Regions from separate parts of the Homo sapiens genome. Here region 1 is linked to region 2. Evidence: read pairs that join two places in POLR2A ChIA-PET (ENCODE). Cell type or tissue: GM12878. All regions are shown on one strand. Links, peaks and the distances in the headings refer to the core of each region. The heading gives the core; the rest is flanking DNA.

What was found. Peaks named below come from ENCODE experiments on the same cell type or tissue, not always from the same donor. Only the 100,000 strongest peaks of a DNase experiment are listed, where the experiment ranks them.
Region 1: POLR2A ChIA-PET joins it to region 2 with 5 read pairs; 4 of 35 experiments call an interaction of 5 or more read pairs at or near these places.

Annotation. Positions count from the first base shown.
Region 1 is chr12:38,828,815-38,838,320 of GRCh38, reverse strand. CPNE8 (copine 8) reads left to right here. Exons shown (of 20, transcript NM_153634.3): 6 at 8,866-8,942. Among named protein-coding and RNA genes, the nearest start is that of CPNE8, 72 kb to the left of the region's middle. In GM12878, for the core only: no CTCF peak of the experiment used is centred there; no DNase peak of the experiment used is centred there.
Region 2 is chr12:38,769,054-38,781,007 of GRCh38, reverse strand. It overlaps CPNE8 (copine 8), which reads left to right. Exons shown (of 20, transcript NM_153634.3): 7 at 4,707-4,770. Among named protein-coding and RNA genes, the nearest start is that of CPNE8, 130 kb to the left of the region's middle. In GM12878, for the core only: no CTCF peak of the experiment used is centred there; a DNase peak (open chromatin) is centred at 5,347; H3K27ac peaks cover 2,543 bases.

The DNA.
Region 1 (9,506 bases), core at 4,897-8,896, 56 kb before region 2:
TCTTTTTACCATGTCTTTTCTCTGAGCTTCTGCTTCTCTTTGAAGACCAAGTTTCTCTGTTTAGGGAAATGACCTCACCACTTCTGACTGGACATAGACTTCCAAGTACCACTCTCCCTGAATATAGTTTCTGTGTTTCTTAGTTCAAACTACTCTTCAAAGGGCGTAATAACTGGCAGGTAAGGACATTTCCATGGGGTTGGATATTTTAAGTGAAGTTGGGAACATGTGTTTCCTATCAGTGGAGTTGCCTTAAGTACAGGGCAGAGAGAAGTGTATGGGATAGGAAGGTACCTTAAACATGGCTAATTCTTTTCCCTTTAATAGTCACTAGTGACTACATTTTATTATATAAGAGATACTCCTCCTAGAAATCATAAATGTATATTTCCTTTCAAATCTTTCTCTTTTGTAGAAATACTTTTATTTTCATAAGAAAATTTTATCTTCTCATCGTAAGAAATTTTATCTTGACACTGCTTTACCCTCATGATACCTCTTTTACTATCTCCTCATCAGGTTTTCAATTCTGCTTAAACTACCCTGACATAGGTTAGATTAAGATTGAATGTCTTCTCTTCACTCTTTACCTCATAATCTCTCTCTCTCTGTTCCAAATAGGATTGACTACTCCGTTCTTGAAACATTCATTTCTAACTTCCACAGAAACCTCTCCCTTGCTGCTTCTCCAGCCTCCCTGTTTACCCATTATCTGTCACTTTAAGCTTTATTTCCTCCTCTTATCCCTAAATATTATTTTTTCTCATAACTTTATTTTCAATTTTTATCTCATCTCACTATATAAACTGTTTTTGGGAGAGCTCAACCATGTCCCTACCATACCTGATGACCCTCAAGTGTTTATCCCTCTGGATACCTTAGCAAATGCAAGTTTCAATTGCTTGTTAAGTATTTCCTAGTACATACTCCACAGAAGCCTAAAACTCAAGTAGATCTAAAATTTATGATTTTTTCCTTCCAGATCATGTGCTTCTGCTTCTGTGATTTATCTTGAGAATAATTCATCAACACAGTTTACTCAGTTAGAAAATTTGGATGCATGGTTAACCACTTTCTGTGTCACGTTTGACTTTTACTGAGCCACCAAGTCCTATTCCTTCTAACAAAAAAATGCTTCTCTTTCTGCCTTCTTCTTTCCCTTCTTGCTGTTATTGCCTTAGTTCAGATTCTCATTACTTTTCTACCGATATATTGCATCGTCTCCTGTAGGTCCCATGATTTATATTATTTTACATTTTAAGCTATCCTTTATATTTGTGTCTGTGTTATATTTTTAAAATATATTTAGTCGACTATACAGATTAGTTAATAAGTGCCTGAGCTTATAAGTAGGTGAAGGATGTCGAAAGAGAAGAAAAATGTGTTTTTGAATTGTTATAAGAACTGTTAGAGATGACTATCTAGATTTCTGTTAGAAATTTATAGCAAAAGCTATTCCTTAATTGAAAGCATACAAGTACAGATTTTAGGTAAAGACGCATATAGCTCATCCAACCCAAAAGAAATTCATGAGGATTTTTGAAGATCAGACAGAATCAATGAACAAGATAGGTTTATTCCCTGAGGATATGATTCATTAAGACTGTTGTTGTCTACCTGCCAATTTTGCAAAGTGAAATAAATATGAACTGGAACCTTGTAGGAAAAACTGCTAAGTGCCCAGGTTGCATGTGGCATAAAGGCACTTACTTATTTTTTTATAAAAGGGATTTTGTAGCAAGAGAGACCCCTTGAATTAGTAATAATAATTTTTTTTTTCCATTCTCTTTTCCGATAATTTTGAAAGAATTTTCTCTCAGGATGACTTTATTTGGTGTTCGGTACTTAAGACTCTTGGGTCAAATTCCTGTTTTTTGATACTGTTAGGGAAAATGGAGATAGAATATAGAACTGCACCTTAGATTTCTAACATTGCAAATAAATATGACATAAGACGTAAATGATCATAATTACTTTAATTGATTCTATTTGTGGTGGAAACGTGTTTTAGTGAAAATCATTGTGCACCAGACAAAGACTTATGGAATCTAGGGACATCTTTTTTAGAAGATTTATTCTGTTTATGATTCTCTGAGGAAATAGCTTTACTAAGATATTTTTCCCTATACTGTTAGGCCCTGTGAACAAAATATGGCATTTTGAATTCTGAGTTTGTTCTGTAAGGTACTAGTGAACCTACTCAACTAAATACTATTAGCAGAACTACATAGCATACTTTCATTTGCATAATTAAATTGCATAAGCCAAATCATTAATGAAAGGATTAATGACAGGCCCATAATTGGTGTGTACAGGATTCTGCTTGGGATGTTGGACCAGATAACATAGAAACTGTACTCTATATACTAAATTTTCATACAGACAAGGCAATCCAAAATACATTTATCCACTTGGTTGGTTGCGGAAGGCACCACTAAACTTTTTGTTTCAGACGTATTCATGGGTCACTGGATTATTTTGTACACTAGATACTAGACTTCAGTGAAGGTGTATATTTTTTAATACACTTTCTAAATATTATAAATATAAGCTTTCACATACAGATCAGTTATATTTAAAAATTTTATTTGAATATTGTTTGGACCATGAAATGGATTTTCTCATAGAAACAGATTTTTAAGTGGGGCAAGATTCTTTCATTAGAGTATAAAGCTAATTTAACGTATATATAGATGAACTAAATTCTAAAGTATTAATATATATTCATATAGGCAGACAGGCAATAAATATAGGACAGGCACTTGTCATGCTGGGGAATATAGCAATGAATAAGACAAACAAGGCCTCTCTCCTAAAGCAGCTTACATTTTGGAATTGAAGAGGTGAGGTAAGCAGATTTACTCAATGAACATGAATACAATAAGTGATTAAGATACTTGACTTTCTTTATGGCACTTAAACTAGTAAGACATTGACACTGGGAGAGAGTGACTGGAGAAGCACCAGTAGTCAGAAGCTGAAGTTTCCCTAAACCAACCAGCATGGTTCTATGCCATTTATCACCTTGGGTGTATATTTACTGAGGAGAAGGAGGGAATGATTGAAAATCTAGGAGAACAGCATCCCAGGCAAAAGGAAGAACAGTCCAGTGGCCTTGAGTCAAGAAAGAGTCTGGGGCCAGGTGCGGTGGCTCATGCTTGTAATCCCAGCACTTTGAGAGGCCGAGGTGGGCAGATCACGAGGTCAGGAGATTGAGACCATCCTGGCCAACGTGGTGAAACCCTGTATCTACTAAAAATACAAAAATTAGATGGGCATGGTGGCACATGCCTGCAATCCCAGCTACTCAGGAGGCTGAGGCAGGAGAATCGCTTGAACCAGGGATGAACCAGGGAGGCGGAGGTTGCAGTGAGCCGAGATTGTGCCACTGTACTCCAGCCTGGTGACAGAGTGAACTCCATCTCAAAAAAAAAAAAAAAGTTTGGAATGTTGGTGTGACAGAAAGTTGGCTACCATATGTAAAATATTATGAGTGATGAAGGGAGTGTACTGAAATAGTTCGGAAACATACATAGGAATCAGATGATGGAGAGATTTGGAGGCCACAGTTAAAAAAAGAGTTTGGATTTTTCTTTTTTTGGATGGATATCACTGGAGGATGATGTGATCTGATTTATGCATTTAAATGGTGACTGTGACAGTTGAAGTGGAGAATGGGGTTGAGGAAGCAAGACTGGAATTAAGGAGGTCAGTTATAAGGCTGTTGTAGTTTGACTGGGTGAGCAACCTTTGGTGGTTAAAAACCATTGAAGTGGTAAGACGTGGTCAGATTTGGAATATATGTTGGTAGTATGACTGATGATGAATTGGATGTCCAGTGTAAAAATAAGAGAAGTTAGAGTGGCTACTAGGTTCCTGATGAGAACAAATGGGTAAATAGTGATGTGGTTCATATAATGAGGTACATTGGGGAGAAGGAGATTGAGGCAGGGGGGTGAGGATTGAGAGACCCATGGTAAGGCCAAGTTCATGTTAAATTTGAGACCCCCAGTAAGCATCCAAATGGAGATATTGATTAGGCAGTGTTTGAAGACTAAGATATAGATTTACTAACCATCAGCCAATCAAGTTGGAACTCAGAGTTATCTAAGAAAATGCAAATGGAGAAGAGAATAGGATAGAATCTTGAGGGAAGAAGAGTAGCTAGAATGATCATTTTAAAAGCCAGCTAGGACATGTCGCTTTCCAGTTTAAACCCTCCAATGGCTTTCATCCACACTTGGGATAGAAATCAGTCCTTGATATAGCCCCTGGTTACCTCCTCTCCTGCCATTCTCATCATTGCTCACCCTGCTCTAACCTGCTGTCTCTCTTGCTTTTCCTTGAGCACCCAAATACTTGTCTCAGGGACTTTGTTCTTGCTTTTTCTCCTATCTGTAATGCTTCTGCCCCAGATATTCACATGGTTCCCTCCCTCACATGATTCAGGTATCTACTTGAATAGATAACTGCAAGGACTTACCTGACTGCCCTGTGTAAAAGAGCTCTTCATGTTATCCTTTGATAATTTTTAAAAATTGGTGGCCGGGTGCGGTGGCTCATACCTGTAATCCCAGCACTTTGGGAGGACAAGGCGGGCAGATCACGAGGTCAGGAGATCGAGACCATCCTGGCTAACACGGTGAAACCCCGTCTCTACTAAAAATACAAAAAATTAGCTGGGCGTGGTGACGAGTGCCTGTAGTCCCAGCTACTCGGGAGGCTGAGGCAGGAGAATGGTGCAAACCCAGGAAGTGGAGCTTGCAGTGAACCGAGATCGCTCCACTGCACTCCAGGCTGGGCAACAGAGCAAGACTCCCGTCTCAAAAAAAAAAAAAAAAGGTTAATTTCAGTCACTGATCATCTACTTGTTGAAAATTTTCTTTCAGTGTCTTATTTAACTGCCTTCATTTGGACTGTTAGAAAGCCAAAGGTATCTTTTCTTTTCTTTTTTTTTTTTTTTTTTTTTGAGATAAGGTCTCACTCTGTCGCCCAGGCTGGAGTACAGTGCCACGATCTCAGCTCACTGTTACCTCTGCCTCCGGGATCAAGCGATTCTCCTGCCTTAGCCTCCCAAGTAGTTGGGATTACAGGCACACAGCACCATATCCAGCTAATTTTTGTATTTTTAGTAGAGATGGGGTTTCACCATGTTGGCCCGACTGGTCTTGATCGCCTGACCTCAAGTGATCCGCCCGCCTCGGCCTCCCAAAGTGCTGGGATTACAGGTGTGAGCCACTGCTCCTGGTGTAGCCAAAAATATCTTAAAAACCAACAGTTGTGCTGAGGGAAAAGAAATGTACACATTCAAGGATAGGGTATAATTTTAGAAATTGTATTTGTAATTTAAATTTAGAACTTTGTATTATCTCTCGGAGGTTGGATTTAGCATTTTGGTTTGTAGATGGATCTATCCGTTAAAAAGACAAATTCTTGCTTTTTTATAATATTAAAATGTGAGAAATTGTTTCTACTAAAATATTGAATCAAGCCCGGGTGCAGTGGTTTATGCCTCTAATCCTAGCTCTTTGGGAGGCTGAGGCAGGTGGATCACCTGAGCTCAGGAGTTCGAGACCATCCTGGCCAACATGGCGAAACCCTGTCTCTACTAAAAATACAAACATTAGCTGAGAGTGCCATAAATATTTGGGGGCAAAATGTACGGTACCTGTAGAGGCCTCCATTTAAGTCGTATGTACATTATACTCACCTGAATTTGCAAGAGCAACAGGCCGAGGTCTTCTATAGCCTTACACTTCCCAGCTTCACCTTTAAGGGAGAGGCCTGGGAAGTGATCTGGCAATACTGCCCTGTATGGCTGTATGTCCAGCTTACTGCCACAGTACTGTTTTCCTTCTCAGCAGATGTCTGTGCTTTTCATGTCTGCCATTATGGGCCTGTGTTGATTCTTCAGCAGTCCCAGTTTAGCTAATTGGGTGATTGCATTGCCCTGCGCTGGTGGAGCTGGAAAAGGAAATGACTTCTGACTTAGTTTTCTCCTGGGGCTTTTTCTGTAGAGTCCAGTGGTGTATGTCATAGTGTATGTCAAGCCACACACCCTTTCCCGTGCTTCTTGTAGGTATGAAATCGTCCTCATTACCTAGCACTCAGGTGTTTTTAATTCAGGGGTTTATCAAACCAGTCTAGTGGAGTTCTGGCCAATCAGCTAGGACTAGCCAGAGCTGGTTGACACCAGTGTGTGTGTGGCCTTTGATACAGAAATACACAGATTCACGTCATAGCTTTTTGGTGCACGTTTTGTTGATTTTGTTCAGCCAAGATGATTGTTCATGTGTTCTCTTGTATTTGTTAGTGTGTCTCCATATTAATATGATCCTGCTCAATATTTATGTTTTATTCTCTTGAGCAATTTCAGCACAGATGGCTTTTACTGAGACTCGCTACTCCATTGGCAAAGTCCATTTAATATGTAGTATTTGCAGGTGCGCATAAGCATAACTATCCTTAGAAAAGAATTCTGGAATCGCCCTTGTGTGTTTTTTTGCTGCTGACTCAGAAGAGCAATGATACATTTCAGATCTTCAGTTTTCAGTTCTTTCTAGCTGTCATGAGACTTAAAGAAATTTAGGTTTATTAAAATTCCATAAACATTTGTAAAATCTGTTTTGATATTGATAAAGAAGTGCCATTATGAAAGGTGTTTAATTTAAATATGGGAAAGCTTTATCTTAAATTCTCTTTATGTATTTGAAAACAAATTTAAAGTGATTTGCAGTTTAATGAAGGTATGGCCATGCCGGCAGTATCCAAGTATCAGATGTGGGGTTATTTTTTGTCTCATGTGCAAGTATGGTTTTCACCAAATCCTGTCATTTTTCTGTGTGGTACTGTTTGGGGCCTTAACACTTTGCCTCTTATTAACTACCATAGCCTTCTGATTGATCTGGCTTCTAGTTTTTTTCCTCATTCCTGAAATCACTCTGCAAATAGGCACTTGAGTAATCTTCTGAATACACTGCTCTAATGGTGTCCCTGAATTGGTGAAAGGCTTCTGGTTGCTTCTGATGACCCTAAGACAACTTTTGTGTCTGGTCATGAGGGCCCTCTCTGGGCTTGGCTCTTCATCTCCATTTCTGCTTTTTACTTGAGTCCTTCTCTTTTCTCATTATTCTCTGGCCTGTAACTCTGTTCTGTAAATCTAGAATGTCCAATTATCTTCTCTCCAAGCAATATCTGATCTGATTCCTTACTGGCTCTCAAGAAAGTAATTCCTTTGGGAAAATGTTCCCTTGACTATGCTAGTCTACAGATATCTTTTCCTCCTCTTTTTAATTAGGGCACTTCTCACCCCCACTTTCCCCACCTCCAACACTGAAGAACATAGTTTTTACTTTTGTGGCTTGGTAAGCTTTTTTGTGACTGGGTCTCATTCCTTTCATTAGACTAGAAGCAGAGAGGCAGCATGGCTTGGCATAGTGATTAGGTGAGTAGTAAGCCTTGGGTTTAGACTTGGGTCCAAATTGTAGCTCTGAGCAATTTACTATCTCTGTGCCTCAGTTCCCTTATCTGAGAAATGGGGCCAATACTAGTTCCTCACCATAGGTTGGCTTTTTTCTTTCATCTGAGAACAGTCATTTCTCTGTAAAACTACTAAACTAAATAGATTTGTTTATTTAGTATACTGAACACATTTTGTTTGCCATTAATCCTCTCTGTCCATCCTTCTTAGGAATTTTCTTGGTCGTGTTCAGTACACAAACAATTTAGAGAGATCTCTCACCTTGTTTTAGAACAGGGCAATTCTTTGAACACATACAGGCTAAGCTAGAAGGCACGTGTCTTTCCCTGGAACAACTTCACATTTTCTTGACCTACATATCCAGATGGTGTTGGTGCCCTTATTTTATAGATATATGAGTTTGCACTGTACTTATGGTATTTAAATTCTTATGTGGCATATCAGTCTGGAATCAGAACATCAGAGTTTGTCTTGGCTCTGCTATTTATGGAAAATCAACCTTCTAGAGTTTTAGTTTCTATTTTTTAAATTAAATTAAATTAAATTAAAAATTTTTGTGAGTACATAGTAGGTGTATGCATTTATGAGGTACATGAGATGTTTTGATATAGGCATGCAATGTGAAATAAGCACTTAGTTTCTTTATATGTGAAATGCAGTGTTAATATCAGACCTCTCATTTACAGGGTTATTCTGAGTCTTGAAAATAAGAATCATACGGTTGTATGTTAATGAACGTTATAGTATATTTTACTTAACCCATTTTTAGGCACTTACAATATGCTAGTATTAACTCATGCAATAACTAATTGAACCCTCAGAACAATTTTGTGAGGAGGTACTAATACATTATAGAGAAGAGCAAACTGCAGAGCTTAATTAATTGCCTACAATCACAGTTAGTAAGTGGTAGTACTAGAATAGACACCTGGCAGGTTGGCTGTGGACCCTAGTTGAGGCTACTGCATCACATGACCTTTCTCTAAGTGTTACTGGGATTAGCCACCTCTGCTGTGGGCTTTCTCATTTTGTCTCCTCAGCCAACAATTCCAGTAATTCAGAGGCATCCGAAGTTAAGCCAATTGTGCATTCAAAACCTCCAACTTTTGTCTATTTTGTATTGTAACTTAAAACATAAAAAGAAAACAAATGCAATGCCTGTGAACTCAGAATAACTGCTCTGTGATTAAAAACACAAAATGCTGTGCAAACATGTGAAAGTCACATGGTAAGATTAATGCATATTGAGCTTATTTTACTTATTGTTGGAAGTTAGAAATGTCAATATTTCAGCAATGAAAACAATGCAGATGTATGATGTACAAAACATATACTGTAAAGATAGTTTGGAAACTTATGAGCTTTAATCTTTTTATCTATTTCAGGACTTTCTGGGACAAGTGTTTTGTACATTGGGAGAGATCGTTGGTTCACAGGGAAGTCGCCTGGAAAAACCAATAGTGTAAGTATTTTTTAATTCAGACAATGAAATGCCAACTTTAACAGTTTCTATTTTGTCAGTTTGGAATTGGTGAATGCATGGTTGTGGAGCAAAAGTGGGTTTTAAAATCTTGTTTGAGTTTTTTCTTTTAACAAATAATTTTGACATATTTTTAAAGAATAATTTCTATGTCACCTGTCATATGCTATGCTAAAAAATTTTCACAAGATGAAATGAGCAAATTTAAATAAGGAAATGTGTTGTTTTTCTTTTGGTTGTACTATTAATTATCAGATTTCGTACTTCTTGAAAAAGAGATTTTACTCTTTTGGGTTAGTAAATATATGTAGTAAACTGCTGTTAATACCATGTATTTCATAAATGCACTTTTGGTTATTGAAATTTTCATAATAATTTTTACCATGGAAGTGGCTTGTAGAGAAAGCTGTAAGTAGGTAAATATTGGGAGAAGGTAATCACTAAGAATGGTCTATTCCATCTTCACCTTCAATTACTAGGATCATGTTTAGTTTTCATGTCAATTGCATGAGTTGATTCTGTTTCCTCCAGTTCCAAATAAGGCAG
Region 2 (11,954 bases), core at 3,230-7,229:
ATCATATTCATTTGTATTTGTTATTTTAGTTTTTAACATTAGTGTCACTGATTTAAGATTAACTCGTATTTAGTATTTCCTTGGCTTCTCTCCTTCTTTCTTTTTTCATCTTAGATCTCCCATCTGTGATCATTTCCTTCAGTTTGAAACCCATTCTTTAGAAACTTCTCAAGCAAAGATTCTTGAATATAAATGCATTATTTCTTATTTGTTTCAAAGTATCTATAGTTTATGCTTGTTTTTAGAATAGATCTTTACTGTTTACAATCTTATATTTATAATTATTTTCTTTCATACCACTGAAGATATTGTTTCAATTATCTTTCAGTTTCCAGTGTTGCTTCCAAGTAGTCAGCTCTTAGTTTAATCTTTGTAGATCATATCTTTGTCGATCATCTGTCTTTTCTGTCTGGTTCCTCTGGAGATATATTCTTCATCTCTCACGTTTTTCCATGCTCCTATCATGTGCCCAAGTGTAAATCTATTTTTATTATGCTGCTTGGGATTCACTGAGCTTTCTGAATCTAGAAATTGAGGTGGTTCACCATTTCTAGAAGTTTCCCAGCCATTATCTCTTCAAACATTGCATCTGCTCTATTTATTCCTTCTTCTACTGGAACTCTGATTAAACATATTATTAGACCTTTTACATTTGTGTTCTGTGACTCCAAACCTCTTCATAATAGTTCCCATGTCTGCTTCTCCATGCTGCATTATGGATAATTTATTTATATCCTTCTTTCAGTTCACTAATTCTCTCTTCACCTTTGTCTAATCCAAACATATATAGTCAACTGATTTTTTACAAGGGAACCAGGAGGACAGGATGGGGAGCAGATAGTCCCTTTAATAAATGGTGCCGAGAAAACTAGACTTCCACATGCAAAAGAATTAAATTGGACCCTTACTTTACACCATACACAGAAATCAGCTCAAAATGGGTAAAAGACCTAAACATAAGACCAGAAACAATGAAACTCCTGGAAGAGAAAATAGAGGAAAAGTGCCTGGACATTGGCACTGGCAATGACAGCTTGGATTTACTTCTGGGCTCCCTATTCTGTTCCAAATATTCTTGCTTATTTTTTATAATCCTTTGCTAGTTATCCATATGTCCATTTCCTCTTTACATTTTAAATATATTATAAATGCTTATATTTTGTATACTATTCATAATATTTACAACATTCTAAATCTGTGTTTGATTCTGCAACCTGTTGTTTTGGAGAGTCTAACTCATGGTGGGTGCATTTTTCCTTGTTTATTTTTTAATATTATAAAACGAGCTTCACATTTACTTTTAAAACTTTAAATGTGAGATATTTTGAGATGTAATTTGAAGGGAAACTTTTCTGGAGAGGATTTGCATATACCAGGCAACCATGATCACTTGAATTAAATGTAATTCTTGGTTTGAAGTTTTGGTAACTACTCAAGTGATGTCAATTAAGACAGCAAGCCTGGTTGAGCCTTAAATTATTAGGATACATTTTTTTCTCTTTCACTCATCTCCACCTTTTAAGGCAGCGATTTATTTTTTAGGCTCATAAAGTGAATGTTTATATATAACTCATGCTACAATCAGGCAATCTAGTTAATGAGATATAAGCTTTATGCTGTGGGTTGGCTGTTTATTGAATTTCCCACCTTGTGAGTCCCACCTCCTCTTGATTTTCTCTCTAATTTTTGTGCCCTAAGTAACCATAAAAATCAGAAGCCTAAGATCAAGTTCTCCAGTGTTCAGTTCTGCTTATCTTTCTGACTTCACTTTAAGCTTCTGATTGGTCCTTATTTTCTTGCAATGTTATCTGAGCATTTATAAAGATCTTTGCATATTTTATTCAGCATTGTAAAGTGTGTTCAGGTTGATGCTCAGTCAGGGTGTTTGGTTTTCCATAATGCTGAATATATTAAACTCATAGTTCACAAATAGAAAGAAGAAGAGAAAGGTACAGCTGAATTAGAAAAATTAACTGATTAAGGATGCTGGAAGGATGCTGAAAACGATAATGTAGTAATATAAGACAAAATGTGCCATGCTATATTGAGTTCTTAGTCATAAGGACCTAGGGAAGATGGAAGATCTTGACATGTGCAATGACCCTGGTTAAGAGTAAATACATGGTGGAAACAAGAATTAAGCAATGCATGACTGTATATTACATACTTACCTATAAACTAAACACCTGCTGTATACAGACATTTAACTCTGTGCTTACAAGAGGTTTATGTCGTGAATATTGCTCTTACAGAAAGCATAATCAACTTGAGAAAAGAAAGGTTAACAATTTGTCCTTTTAACAGTTAAGGAATAATTAAGTGCTAAACCTTGCAGTATTGACTTTAACATCAATAGGAAAGCAGAAAAGGCTGAGCTTTGTGTAAGGCTGCCTAGGATAAGGTTTTCTTGGAACAAATGGAACTTGTTCCATATCCAATTTGGGGATATGGAAAGTTTGAGGCGAAATAGGGAACAGTTAACAAGCTATAGTTTATCAAGGCATGGGAGTGAACACAAAGAAGAAATAAGCACAAAATGTCACCGAGTTGATGAAAGGAGAGGGAACAGTGAAACCCATAGTTTTAGATAGGTTTTAATAACATACTAAAAAACTTAGAAACCATGAGAACATTTTGTTCTATAGTCATGCACTACTTAGCAACAGTGATATGTCCCGAGACATGCTTCCTTAGGTGATTTCATTGTTGTGAAACCACCATAGGCTGTACTTACACAAACCTAGATGGTCTAACCCAGAAGTCCCCAACCTTTTTGGTACCAAGGAGCGGTTTTGTGGAAGATCATTTTTCCATGCACTGGGGGTTTGGGGGTAGTTTCGGGATGATTCAAGTGCATTACATTTATTGTACACTTTATTTCTATTATTATTATATTATAATGAAATAATTATACAACTCAATGTCATGTAGAATCAGTGGGACCCCTGAGCTTGTTTTCCTGCAAGTAGATGGTCCCATGTGGGGGTGATGGGAGACCATGACAGATCATCAGGCATTAGATTCTCATAAGAAGCATATGCAACTTAGGTCCCTCTCAGTTCACAATAGGGTTCACGTTCCTATGAGAATCTAATGCTGCTGCTGATCTGACAAGAGGCAGAGCTCAGGTAGTAATGCCAGCGATGGGGAGCTGCTGTGAAAACAGATGAGGCTCAGCTTGCTGGTGCCTGCCACTCATCTCGTGCTCTGCAGCCCTGGGGTTGCAGACCCCTGGTCTAGCCTACTACATACCTAGGCTATATGGTATAACCTCTTGTTCCTAGGCTACAAATGTGTACAGCATGTTACCTCACTGAACAGGTAATTGTAACATCAGTATTTGTGTATCTAAACATAAGTAAACATATAAAATGGTATACCTGTGTAGGGTACTTACCATGAATGAAGCTTACAGGAATGGAAGTTGCTCTGGGTGAGTCTAAGTGAGTGGTGAGTGAATGTGAGGCCCTGAGACATTATACTACTGTAGGCTTTATAAACACTGTATAGTTAGGCTACACTAAATTTATTTAAAACTATTTTTCTTTCTTCAATAATAAATTAACCTTAACTTACTATAATGTTTTTACTTTAAAATATTTTAAACTTTTTAAAATGTTTTAATAATAACACTTATCTAGAACACAAACACATTGCACAGCTGTACAAAAATATTTCCTTTCTTTATATCCTTATTCAGTAATCTTTTTTCTGTTTTTAAGTTATTTATTTATTTTTACTTTTTAAACTTTTTTTTGTTAAAAACTAAGACACAAAGTTATACATTTACCTAGGCCTACACAGGGTCAGGATCCTCAGTATCCCTGTCTTCCACCTCCACATCTTGTCCCACTGGAAAACCTTCAGGGGCAGTACCATGCATGGAGCTGTTGTCTCCTGTGATAACAGTGCCTTCTTTTGGAACATCTGCAGGACCTAAATGAGGCTGTTTTTACAGTTAGCTTTGTTTTTTTTTTTTTGGTATGTGTAGAAGAAATACACTTTGAAATAATGATAAAAAGTATAGTATAGAAAATACATAAACAGTAACATATTTGATGTTTACTATCATTGTCAAGTATTATGGACTGTACATACATACTTTGTATGACTGGCAGCACAGTAGATTTGTTTGCCTCAGCATTACACCAACACATGAGTAATGCTCTGTGCTAAGATATTACATCATTAGGCAGTAGAAAGTTTTCAGCTCCATTATAATGTTATGGGGCCACCAATGTATATGCAATCTGTTTCTTACTGAAACATAATTAGATGATGCATAACTATTACATTATCTTATATTTTATTATATATTAGACAATATGGAGATATTGAAGATTCTTGAGGAGAGGATCGACATGTTTAAAGTTATGTTGAAAGTTTAGTCTCATTGAGGGCCGGGTGTGGTAGCTCATGCCTGTAATACCGGCACTTTGGGAGGCCGAGGGGAGCGGATCACTGGAGGTCAGGAGTTTGAGACCAGCTTGGCCAACATGGCGAAACCCCATCTCTGCTAAAAAAACATACAAAATTTAGCTGGGCCTGTAATCCCAGCTACTCAAAATATATTTGTTAGGGAAGAACCATGTTATTATTATATGCTCTTTATTAGAGTACATAAAAATAAACATGATATATAAATTTATATTATATAGTATTAATATAACATATTAATGTATATAAATATATTTTTGTTGTTTTAGAGGAATTCCAGGGAAGAAATGTGGTACAATCATACTTACAGCAGAGGAATTAAACTGTTGCAGGGTAAGTAAATATTTCTTTGGTTTAGAAAATACTTCCATACTTCAAATGCTATATCTAAAATTGTACTTAACTAATTAATTTTTAAGTAATTGTAGCAAAAGTGTTATACAATTTTATAACCCATAAAATATCATTTTAGGTACTTAGCCCTATGACCAGAGAGACTGTATTTCATAGTCTGAAAAGTATAATTAGTTATTTTAATAATCTTTTTAAGGAATTGAAAGTATTAAAATAACACCTAATATCAATACTGCTTTTTAAGCATTAGTATAAGGAATAGTCAGTTATACCAATCAGTTCAATTACTGCAAACTTTTTTGCAGTATTTTTGAAGATCTGTGTGTAATCCTGAAGGAATATTTCTTGTCATTTGAGTTTACCCCATTTGTATAAGATATTTTCCCCAATTTTTCTAATTTAATTAATCCAGAATTTATATTGGTTCCATCTCTTGTTAGCTTGGGAAGTCCACATTTGAAGAAAGGATTAGCTGCCACTACAGCTAGCAGTATGACTACAGAGAGTGCATACTCTGTATTTTTAGAACATTGCTACTTTCAGTTGTGATTTGCTGATGCACCCATTGACTCATGATTAATGATTTCACTGTTGTCAAGAAATGGGGTGATAGCTATGACACTCCAGACTGAAAGTAACAATGACCAGCTTAATCTGAAGTCAATATTGTCTGTTTAATGTGGGCCAGCAGATCTCTGGGAATTGGTATTTCCAGAGGAAAAAAATTTTCCCTAGATTACCTCTAGTGCTCTTTACTTTTAGTTGCTGCTTGATTGTAGGAACAGAAACTCACCCCAAATACCAAAAGCTTAACATTTTGACATTGACCAGAGTTTTTATAGAGAGAGCCATAGTTTATTTTATTATCTCAAAAAGTTGTCTTTTTAACTTTTAGATAAATTCTGTAGCTTTATTTACATAATACATTTCTGGTGGGACATGGTGGCTCATGCCTGTAATCTCAGCCTTTGGGAGGCCAAGGTGGGAGGATCACTTGAGCCCAGGAATTCAAGGCTGCCGTGAGCTATTGTGCCACTGCACTCCAGCCTGGGCAACAGAGCAAGACCTTGTCTCAAATATATGTATATATTATATCTCTCAAATATAGATAGATGATCAATAGATAGATAGATAGATAGTTGAGATAATATGCTCAGGGAATCATATGATATTGTCAGCAAATGATAGAAACTGGGTATTACAGCTGATTACATACCTTTGGGATTCTGGGGGCAGGAGTAGAACAGTGAGATAACAATAGGAACTATAATAACAGATGAGTGGAAATAGTTAAACACTAATATTATAATTTAAGTCATTTAAAAAACATGTAAATTGAAGCCTTTCTGTTGTTGTGCTCATTGTCTTTGTCCCCCTGGGCATGTCACGGTCATATCAGTCTCACTTTTCTCATCTAAAAAATACCCCAACATGCCCACATATAATGCTGTTAAAGACTATCAGACTCAAGTTTTGGTTTTGCTACTAATTTGTACTTTGTCTAATCAAGACACTTGACTACTTACTCTGTGTTTTACTTTTCGTATTTGAAGGGCAATAAACCAAAAAATGTGAACTAATCACTAGACTATTTAAAAAAAAAATCTTCCAGTCCTGGCAATTAACTACCATAACATTAAGTTTGATACTATAATGTACATAAAAGTAGTTTGCATATACTACCCAGTGCCTTAGAAAATATAGCATAATTATTTAAATGCAGCGATATTACCTATCCTATTTTTTTAGTTAAAATGATACAATGATTTTTTAAATTATATTATCATCTAATCATCATTTATACTTGTCTCAATTTGTAAATGTTTCAAATAATATATGTTTTGTATGATAAAGGAGGAAAGAAAAAAGGAAGTTCACAGTCAATAAGATACATGTTCTTTTTGGTGATATTAACATGCTATTTTGTCAAAATCTTGAGTTTATTGAGCAGATTTTATGTAAATGTGTCATGAATACAGTACTATCTGTTCTATTTCAAAGTAGAGCCAAGATACCAAGACACAGGTTGAGTATGGACAGGCTGCATCCTAAATATCTTCCACTTTCAGTTCTACTCTCTTGTTGGAAGAGCCGGGAAAATTCTTTTACCAGGCCTTAGTAAATGAAAGGGAATGTGTCATTTAGTGGTCTAGGTATTTTTATCCCTCTTTTTACAATTAATTCAATAACATCTGGAATTATCTTTCAATGAGTCAATACATATTTCTCATACTTAGAAATTATAGTTTAATATTTTTATCAATATTGTTTAAAATCTTGGTGTAACTTCATCTTATGTTTTCTATGTCCTGATTCCTGGCTATAGCCTTATTGATCATCAGCATCATTATTAATACTAATAAACTTGAAATAGTATTTCATTACTACATTAGTATAGTAGAATGCACAAGTGTACTCAAAGAAATGTTCATAGTTACTTCAGAAGAATCAATGCTTTTTAAATTTATACTTTAGGGAACATTAAAAGTATTGGGCATTATTATTTATAATGTTGAATGCAATCATTTTAATTCACCTACAACATCATAAAAATCTACATTTTTCTTTAAAACGAGTTGTCAGTTATTAACTTGTACAATGAACATAAGCTTTAGAGTCAGCTCACCTACATTTTAGTCTTACCTTTTTCACTATTTAGCCGAGTGAGGTTATATTGTTGAAGCTTTAAGTTATGCATTTGTAAAATGACAATTTTTTTAAACCAGTTTATTAGGTATAATTGGCATACAAATAACTGGACATATTTAATGTATACATCATGATGAGTCTGGAGACAGGTATATACCCATGAAACCATCACCACAATCAATGTCATATATTAGTCACTTACAATGGTTCCCCCTACCCTGCTTATTTATTATTAATATTTTTGTGATAATAAACAGCATAAGATTTACCCTTTCAGCAGATTTTTAAATATACAGTGCAGTATTGTTAACCATAGGTACTATACTGTATATAGTAGATCTCTATGACTTATTCATCTTACATAACTGAAATTTTGTGCTCCTTGATAATACCTTCCAGTTTCTTCTTCCCCTCAATCCCGGGAAACCATCATTCTACTCCCTGCTTCTATAATTTTGACTATTTTAGAATCCTCATGTAAGTTACAATATGTAGTATTTATCTTTTTATGGCTGTCTTATTTCACTTATATAGTGTCTTCCAGGCTCATCTATCTTGTTGCAAATGGATGGATGTTCTTCCTTTTTAAGGCTGAATAATATTCCATTGTTTTACATATATATGTGTGTGTGTGTGTGTATAAATTTTATATATATATAAAACATTTTCTGTATCTATTCATCTGTTGATGGACACTTCATTTGCTTCAATATCTTGACTTATTTGTGTATAATGCTAGAATAAACATGGGAGTTCAGATATCTCTTCAAGATACTGATTTCAGTCTCTTTCTTTGGATATATACCCAGAAGTGGGATTGCTGGATCATACAGTAGTGCTGCTTTTAATTTTTGAGGAACCTCCTACTATTTTCCACAGTGGCTGCACTAATTTGCATTCCTAGCAACAGTGTACAAGGGTTTCCTTTTCTCTACATCCTCACTGACACTGCTTCCTTTTGCGTTTGTTTTTTGATAGTAGGCATTCTAACAGGCGTGAGCTAATCTTTTGTATGGATTTGCATTTCTCTGATGATTGGTGATGTTGAGCACCTTTCATATGTGTGTTGGTCATTTGTATGTCCTTAGAGATATGCTTATTCAGGTTCTTAGCCCATTTTTAAATTGGGTTGATTTTCTATTTTTTATTTTTATTTATTTTTAGTTTTTGCAGTATTTTTGAAGATTTGTAGGAGTTCCTTATATATTTTGGAAATTAACCTTTATAGTATACAGTATCTTAGTCCATTTTGTGTTGCAATAAAAGAATATCTGAGAGTAGGTAACTTATTTTTAAAAAGAAGTTTATTTAGCTCACTCTTCTACCAGCTGAGAAGCTCAAGAGCATGGTACTGGCTTGTGGTAAGGGCTTTCATACTGTTTCACATTGTGGCAGAGAAAGTGAAAGTGGAAGCAGACATTTGTGAACATAGGGACACCTGAGGGGCACCCTAGCTTTATAAAAACCCACTCTTAATAGAATGAACTCATTCTGAGAGAATTAATCCAGTCTCATTCAAGACTGTGAAAGCAGCACCTACCTATTTATGAGGGATTCACACCCATAACCCAAACACCTTCCATGGGGCCCCACCTCCCAGCACTGTCACACTGGTGATCAAATTTCGATATGAGCTTTGGTAGGGACAAACAAGTCATAGCAACCACAGCATATTTTCTCCCATTCTGTAGGTTGCCTTTTCATTCTGTTGATTGTTTCCTTTGCTGAGCAGAAGCTTTGTAGTTTGATGCAGTCCCACGTGTATTTTTGCTTTTGTGGCCTATGCTTTTGTATCATATCCAAGAAATAATATCCAAGGCCAATATCACAAGGCTCTATGTTTTCTTCTAAAAATGGGAATATTATTAATTCTTCCTTTAGATGGATACTCTATAGGAAAGAAATGGTAGCATTTAAGGGATGTATAGGTCATAAATTTATACAAATATTTATTTGTAGTGTAATAATCCTAATTATCTCAACTTATTTTGATACAGTTTTATTCAAATGCAAATTTTATATTTAATTAAATGCCACAGTAAAAACTAATGTAGTTTAGAAATTATGTTGGGAGTGTATCTTCAATCAGTATTTTTTTTTTAAATACGGGGTCTCACTCTATTGCCCAGGCTGAAGTGCAGTGGCACAATTTTGGCTAACTGCAGGCTTTGAGCTCCTGGGCTCAAGTGATTCTCCCACCTCAGTCTCCCTCCTAGCTGGGAACATAGGCAGGCACCGCCACACCTGGCTAATTTTTTTTTTTTTTTTTGATAGAGATGTGGTCTCACTGTGTTGTCCAGGCTGGTCTTGAACTCCCAGACTCAAGTGATCCAAGCCCCCCTTGCCCTCCCAAAGCGCTGGGGTTACAGTCATGAGCCGCTATGCCTGGCCTTTTATGTAGTATTTTAAAAGTAGCTTGAAATTTTTCATAAAGTATATTTTTTGTTTTTATTTATTGATTGATTGAACAGTGTTTACAAAATGTTATTATGTCCTTGGAATGAATGCTTAGAATAGAATGGCAAGAAAAAAACAGTACAAAACACAACACCACAACCCCCAAACCTGGTCCTTGTTTTTAATGAACACATAGTTTGTGGGAAAGAGAGACATTAGTCGGCTGACTATGCAGGTAATATATGTCATGATATGTGACAAGTGATTCAAATATATTATGAGAGTACAGCAGGGATCTAATTTATATTAAGCCTTGGGGGAATCACTGGGCCTCTTTGAGAAAGTGACATTTAAGCTAAGACCTAAAGAAGGAGTAGTGTTTGCCAGCCCAAGGATAAGAATTCCAGCAGACACAGCTGTATAAGGTCCTGAGGTGGGAAAGGCATGTGTGGGTCCGATGTGAGATGGCCAGGGGTGAGCAGTGGGAGTTGATTGAGCTAAAACATTGCCAGTTGAAGGTGGAAAAGGCTGGTCAGAACCCATTAGATGTTGGCCTTTGCGGACCATGTTAAAGGTTCTGCATTTTTCCTAAATGCAAGGGAAAGCCTTAAAGCATTTTAAGTTGTGAGCAACATGAATTTTTCATGTTTCAAGACTTTTATTCTGTCTGCTGAATGGAGAATGGATTGGATACATCAAAGAGTCGAAGTGGGAGTAAGGAATAAATGTCAATGAACATGTCTGGGTGAGAAATAAGATTGAACTGGACTGAGGTGGTGGCAGCAGAGCCAAAGTAAAGATTTGAGCAAAATTTTAGAGGTAAATGATGCAACTGGTGGTGGACTGGATAAAGGATCAGGAAAATAGAAGAGTCAAGGATGGCTTCTTTGGGCACTTGAGTGAATGACAATGCCACTAACTGAGCTGGGAAAATTATAGGAGAAGCAAGTTTATGGATAGACGTTAGATGTTCAGATTGGAATATGTTAGAAGTGCCTGTGAAACATCCAAGTGGCTTTATGCAATAGAATGGTCCTTATATGTGGAGTATTAAAGAGAGGTCTTAAAAAATGTATTAGGTGACATTAAGCATAAGGCATAAAAACAAAGCAAAACAAAACAAAACTTTGCAGTGATGCTAGTGTATTTCTAAAAGTATATAAATACTTTTCCTCTCAAACAAGATGTATTTTGTGCTTAATACAAATGTACCATTTAATCCCTGCTAAGTTGTTAACCTGAGTAATTGCAAGAACATTATTTTTCCTAAGGTTATATAATTTTCTTCATTGAAATAAATCTTTATTTTGAATCAGTTATTCATTTTGCAAGCCCTAAGGGATATAATTTGAAAAATTAAATTTAGTATTACATTTACCAGTGAGCCTATGAAAATTCATGCTTTTATAATAATACACCTCTGATGTTTTATTCACAATCTATTTGAAATAAACACATTTCATTTATCTATTATGCATTGTAAGTATACAGAATGTTTCTTGGAAGTTTATATTTTGGTCCAGGTGCTTTGGGAGAAATGTGTTAAAGTGTAATGTTTTTCTGCAAGAACAATGTCCTTGGAATGTCCCCATGTTCTTAGAAAGCCATTCTCTCCCAAGGGCATTTAAATATATATGGAAATGAAGGGGCATTCAAAATAAACAAACTAAACCAAACAGCTCGCCTTTTCAATGCTGCCTTTGATTTTATAATTTGATCATCCAGAATGATTATTTCACTACTTCTATAATAGATAGTATAGAACTTTTTGATCTTTAAACCTCTAATTTAAAAAGAACATGATATGCTTGAGAGGTTTGAGGTGATAGTGATGTCCATATTGTCCTTACCTCTATTGTCACTATACGTTGCTAGAATGTATTTCCTGCTCTGTTATAAATGTTCCTCTGATAGAAGTTATCACAGCTACATGCTACAAGTAAAATCAAATAATACTATACCAATACTTTTGAAAATGTGAAATTAAGAAATCTGACCTTTCCAAGGGTAGATACTGCCTTGTTCATTACCCTATTCCAAGATTCTAGCTTGACTATTGCTTGCTAAATGTTTGCTAAGTAAGAAAATGAGTGAATGAATGAATGATAAAGGTAGCA